Linked DNA regions of Homo sapiens: region 1 is linked to region 2. Evidence: chromatin loops called from intact Hi-C (ENCODE). Cell type or tissue: endothelial cell of umbilical vein. All regions are shown on one strand. Each heading gives the region's core, and the rest is flanking DNA. Links, peaks and the distances in the headings are about the cores only.

Region 1 (2,907 bases), core at 255-2,754, 520 kb after region 2:
GTGTTCAGAAGCCCACCGAAGCCCTGACCCTGGAAGTGGGATGCCTCATTGACATTTTTTTCCCAATTAAAGGGAATGTTTTGCATTTTTCTAGAATTGATGAAACTGGTCAACTGTTACTCACCCTCCTTCCTTTGTCCCTTTCTAGGAGCCCTGGGCTCCCCCAGTGTTGCCTGGGTCTGACTTTGCCTCAGTGAAAACTGCCTCGAATTCTTTCTTGCACCGATGGGCAGATGGGCAGTGTCGGAGGATCGTGTCATCTGTCCCGTGGCGCTGGGTAAGTCTGCAGTGTTGTAAAGCTGCAAACACCCTTCTGGGTGGGGCTCAGGCTGGCACCCCCCCACTGCCCCAGCCTGCGCTATACCACGTTCCCCTGATGCTTGCCTTGTGCCGGGCCCCAGAACCCAGAGTCATGGGGTCCACAGCGCGGGAGTAGCGTCTCAGTGTTGTGAGTTCTGGGGATGAGGTTCGGGGTATGATTACAGCTTGGAAATGGCTGATTGCCATTATGGCTCCTCCTTGCCAGAGGTAAACGGGTCTGGTCCCAGAACAGGAGGAGGACATGTGATGACTGGAGTAACGATGAGGGGCTCTGGGGAAGGACAGGGCTGAGAGCAAGTGCTGGGACCTTTGGGACCGAGTCATATTCTAAAAAGAGCACAGGCTTTGGGGGAGAGGAGCTGTGAGGCCAAGGCAGCATCCCCCTGGGGAGCTTGTCAGGAGTAACAGGAGCCACTGGCAGTGTTTGGGCTTTTGGTCCCTTTTTTTCTCTCCCAGGGGAAGGGAGAAGGAGGCATTGCAGGAAGCCAGCCACCCTGAGCACAGACCCAGCTACAGAACAGACTTGAGCTGCGTGTCCTTGGCAAATCCCCAAGTGTTTCTGTGCCTTGGTTTCCTGATATTAAAAAAAAAAAAAAGGACTCATAATCTCTCTCACACAGGGCTATTGAGATCTCAATGAGGAAATAACGCAAATAAATCATCCAGCACAGTAGCCAACACGCAGTACCCAGCAAAACTCGGTAGCTCTCCCCATCTTACCCCGTCATGAAATGCTTAACCCCCTCCCTGAGACGGGCAGCTGCTCCCTTTCAGGGCAGGGAGACCCAACAGAGGACAACACAAATGCCAGAGAGAGTGTGAGGGGCAATAAAAGCTGATGCTCGCCTCCCTCCCAGACATCTTCCCAGGGAAAAGTGTGCTTTCTTGAACACCTGGGGGCCGGGGAAGGGGCTGCCCTACCACTTTGAATCGGGTTTCCCGAAAAGTTTGGTGAGAGTTTATTTTTATGTAAATAACATATAAAAAGTCAGACTTCTCCACAGGCAGATTTTTTGAGGCTCATATTTTACAGACTTTGGCAAGGGTCACTCGGAAGGAACAGTGGTTACAGTCTCCAGAGGTTCATAATTCCTGGAAAAACTTCTGGCCAAACCTGACTTCTCCTAAATTTCACAGAAAATTCTCCCTGGGCTGGGCTCAGGCTAAATGAGCTTTTTGTGTGTTAGTACAGCCTTACCTAGTGGAAGCATGACTTGCACGTTGCCCTTTACACAAAAGGGAACCTCCTCGGCCGCTGTGAACAAAGGCTCCGCTCTCCGAAATGTTTGATTTGTTTACTCGGGAGCGTGAGCCTGGTCAGGCACATGTCTGATACTGGGGCTATTTCTCTGCGGCCATATGTAGAGCTGTCCAGGTCTCTGCAATTTAACCCTGCGCTTCATGCCAGAATCCCATTTCCTAACTTCCTCAAGCAACGGGGCAAGGGAACCACAGCAAAAAGGAGTGTAGGGGGAGTGTTCCCTCCGTGTCCGGCAGGGGCTAAAGGGCTTGCTGCCCTGTGGCGTCTGCCTCTAAATAGGGATTTGGGTCGGTGACTTTTCACATCTACACCAAAGCCCTTCAGAACCCTTTCTGCACCACCAGCTATCCTGAACCAGAAATCCCTGTTCACAGAATTTCCCATGTGGGTGCCTCTTGTTCTGCACCCTGCATCGCGCCCCCTCCCCCGTTTATGTAAATGACACATGTAAATGTCACTCTCCCAAACATTTTCACACCTGCAGCTTCAAATCAACCTTTTAATAGGTTAAAACAACAGCACCAACAAAAACCAACAAAAACAGAGGCTCCCGAGAAACAAACAGTTTTTCCCGAAGGGCTTGCAGTGCCTAACTGAGCTGCCAGGGCCGTCTGTCTGTCTGTTAGCCAGGAAGGCAAACCAGCCTGCGCACTCCACCTGCAACACGATGCTGCCCCCCCACGGCGGGTCGGAGCAGCTGTGGCGACCCCAGGGCTGACAGATTGGGTTGTCAGGAGCAGGACAATGAGGCTGCAGTGAGGATGGGCTCCATCCTTGAATGACTCTGCCCTCCTTGAAATTTTTCTGCTCCATGGAGGTGCATCTCTGCCCCCGAGGACCTTGGGCATTTCACAGACAAGGAGCCCTGGCTGGCCTCGCAGCCATCCCCCATATGCACACACGCACACGCACAGACATGCGCGCACACACACATGCTGAGTGCCTGCACTGGGAGCATAAGGCAGAAAACTCCTTTGGAAACTGCAGAACAGAGCCTTGTCTAGCAGAGGTCCCCTGATAAAGGTCCCACAGTTCCTGGGAACTGAACCCCTGTGAATGGGCCAGGAGAGGCAGCTCCCGACTCCCGTGTGGGCTGCATTCATCAGCAGGCCGGCACCCCAGCCCTGTCACTGTGTGAGGAGCTTTCATGAGTCCACTGAACATGTAAGTCACAGTCTGGCAGCTGGCTGCATCTGTGGTTGCTGCTCAGCCTCCAGAAAAGGGCCCCTCAACCTGCCAGACCTCCTCGCTCCTTCCACTCACTCTGCCAGCCTGTTGCCCCAGAGAGGACACAGGCCAGCCTCTGTGGGCTCAGGAGCCAGGGC
Region 2 (2,907 bases), core at 322-2,821:
GGCCCTTGTCCTCCCTGTGCTCACCTTCCTGTTGAGGCCTTCTTTTACCTGCCCGCTCACCTCTGGAGTTCTCTCTCCTGATGGTGAGGGGCAGACCTGGGGCCCTGTGGGACTGGCCTTCGCCTGGTGGCGTGAAGTGCTCCCTGGGCCCTGCTGGCAGAGTGGCAGCTTGGGTCACTTTTGCCTGGGAAATTTAGATTTCCTAAACAGAAGCATCCCCATGGTAGTTTTTGAGCAGAGAGCACCTGAGTAGAGGCATTGATTTCTGGCCTTGTGGAGTAGACAAATGTGCCAGGCACGGTGCCACTGGGGACGTGGGGGGAGAGACGTTTCTGCCCCCATGGAGGGGAAACTGTGAGCAGCCAACTAACTGTGACACCTCATGACCAGAAGAGGGCGCAGTGGGCCCAGCTTGGAATGGCAGTGAGGGTGGCTCAGACTGAGGGACTGTGGTAGGAATGCCCTGCTCCTGGGCGATTCAGAGACCTGGGTCCGGGTCTGTGGGGCTGCCCTGGGTGGGGCCAGGCGCCGCAGCTGTGCCCGCCTGTCCCGAGGAGACTGTGTGTGCTGCAGGTGATGACACTGGCATGGGCCCCTTGGGCTGCCAGGCAGCTTCTGGGGAGCCCCACCCACTGCACTGTGCACCCTGGGTTCCTTCCCAGGGCAGAGCACATTTGCTGTCATGAGGTTGGGCCAGGGTCAGCATGGCTGCTAGGGTTGGCATCTCCTGACCCTCTTTTTTTACTGTGGTGTCGTGAACATTAGGGCTTTTATAAGCCATAGATACAAATGGTGGGCCAGGGCCCTCTCTGTTTTAAGATATTTGTCAGTTTTCAGTGATGGGGTTATTTGGCAAATTGGTTTTGGGCAAATTGACTTTGAACAACTTTTCAGTGTGAAGAGTGTATGGCAGGGGCTGGAGGAGCCAGGATGGGAAGACAGATTGGGAACCGGCGGGGAGCCAGGCAGGAGCTGTGGCCAGAAGTCCCGGCTGAGGCCTCAGGCTTGCTGGGCCACCAGGTTTGTGCGTGGCCTGGCTGGGAGGCACATGGTGTTCTTTTCCCTCCTTGGTGTCAGAGGTGGGGCAGCATGGCAGATCTTGGGGACCTGGTGATCTGGGGAAGGCAGTGTGTGGGTGTGGGTGGTGGGTCTGGAGTGGGGATAGGGCCTCGGGCACAGGCAGGAGTCCTGGCTGGCTGCAGCCCAGTCCCTGGAGGAGAGGAAATGGTGGGTGCAGCATGGAATGAGCTCAAAGAGGCGGGTGCAGCAGTACACCCTTCCCAGGGTGCTTTCCCCCTGCCTTTTGGTTAAAATCTGCCAGTGTCTTCTGGGCCCCTGCTGGATCAGGAAGGAGGGAAGAGCTTGGGGGCTGGGTGACAAGACCTGCTTGGGTCCTTCCTCTACGGCCAGCCCCTTGGTTGCGTGGTCTCTGGCAAGTTACCTCACTTCTGAGCCTTCATTTGAGTATCTATAAAGTGGAGAGAATTAAACATGCCTCGCTGGGTTTTTGTGAAAAGTAAACGATATTAGTTGTGAATCACCAAGTGCAATGCCTGGCACATAGCAGGCACTTAGTGTGTGCTCGAGTTCCTGCTTTTCCCCAAGAATTTCCTCCTTTCCTTGACTTGTGCTCATGTCTTATTTTACGTAAGTAGCCATGGAAGCATATCAGCTTCACCTACTAGACTTTAAGCTTCCTGAGCCAGAACCCATTTTTATATTCCCCAGCATCTGGCACAAAATTGTGTACATGTTAAGTGATCGATAAAAATTAAAACAAATTTTTTGGATTTTATCGCAAGCCTTTGGGAAGGGATTGTCTTTTGAGTGGATAAATCATATTCGCCACTAGGGTGCACAGTAAGACTTAATATAAGCAGCTCATCCAAGCTTCTAGAATGTGGAAGAATCCTTGATTCAAGGTAACATTTACTGAAAAATGATTTCTTTCTGATCAGGAGAAAAACAACACAGTCCAACTTATTAATCTAAAGAACATGGAGTGCCAGTTCCTTCATATCCTTAAAACGTAGCTTCGGAATTCATACATTTCAACTGGACACATTACAGTGGAAAGATACTTATTTTAATATGTTCTAAATGTTCTGTGAGCTGTAAAATATGCTTTTATTAGTTTTGAAAAATTTACAGCTAGAGAAATTAAGTAAAATAAAACAATGACTCATAATTCTGCACCGCTGCTCTTTCCTGACGATCCCTTCCTCCCCTTGTCTGTGAACGTGCTTGTTTTTTTCATAGCTGTGATCCCAGCACGGATACCCTTTTATATACTCTTTTCATCTCCCAGTGAACTCTTTTGGCTTAACGTGTTTGAACACCCACTGCACGTAAAGGTAGAAATTCAGACTTTGATGCCTTTTTTTGAAGGAAAACATGTACGTGGCCTGCGTTAACCAAAAACACAACCAGCCGTTATTGAATGCTCCCATGTACAGAACCCTCTGCCAGGCACTGAGAGGGAGTCCCAAAGGAATAAGACCTTTGGGTGGGTGACAGAAGACCCACCAGGGACCTTCTGTACCTGTATGAAAACCTGCAGTTCTGAAACACAGAAGGTTTTTAAAGAAAATATATGAATTAGATGTTGTTTATTTGCTTTACAGAATAATTTGCTCTAGAAATTCTTTCAGTAACAAGCTTCCTTAAAATACTTTGAAAAAAAACCTTTTAATTTTTGACCATGAATGTAATAGATGCTTATTGTGAAAAACTTTAATGATGCAGGAAATATGAAGTATGAAGGAGAAACAGAAATCATTGATAACTCCCAACCCCAAGTCAGTGCCTCATTAACATGAGGGGCCTCCCTGGTCGGGGGCCCTACATTCCTATCTGTTTACATAATTGGGCTTATTGCATAGTATGTGCAGTTTTGAATTCTTCCTC

The links. A loop is a pair of places that touch in the nucleus more often than their neighbours do. Peaks named below come from ENCODE experiments on the same cell type or tissue, not always from the same donor. Only the 100,000 strongest peaks of a DNase experiment are listed, where the experiment ranks them.
Region 1: it touches region 2 in a loop (6-fold over the local background); 9 of 110 quality-filtered maps call a loop at or near these places.

What each region holds. Positions count from the first base shown.
Region 1 is chr14:100,898,809-100,901,715 of GRCh38, forward strand. All of the region lies in intron 2 of RTL1 (retrotransposon Gag like 1), which reads right to left. It overlaps MEG8 (maternally expressed 8, small nucleolar RNA host gene), which reads left to right. Exons shown (of 51, transcript NR_146000.1): 5 at 149-277. Among named protein-coding and RNA genes, the nearest start is that of SNORD112, 2.3 kb to the left of the region's middle. In endothelial cell of umbilical vein, for the core only: CTCF peaks have their summits at 1,788 and 2,232; DNase peaks (open chromatin) are centred at 903 and 1,643.
Region 2 is chr14:100,383,474-100,386,380 of GRCh38, forward strand. All of the region lies in intron 2 of WDR25 (WD repeat domain 25), which reads left to right. Among named protein-coding and RNA genes, the nearest start is that of WDR25, 8.4 kb to the left of the region's middle. RefSeq lists an enhancer at 1-27. In endothelial cell of umbilical vein, for the core only: CTCF peaks have their summits at 397 (motif pointing right) and 1,881 (motif pointing right); DNase peaks (open chromatin) are centred at 408, 1,698, 1,938, 2,128 and 1 weaker place; H3K27ac peaks cover 1,498 bases.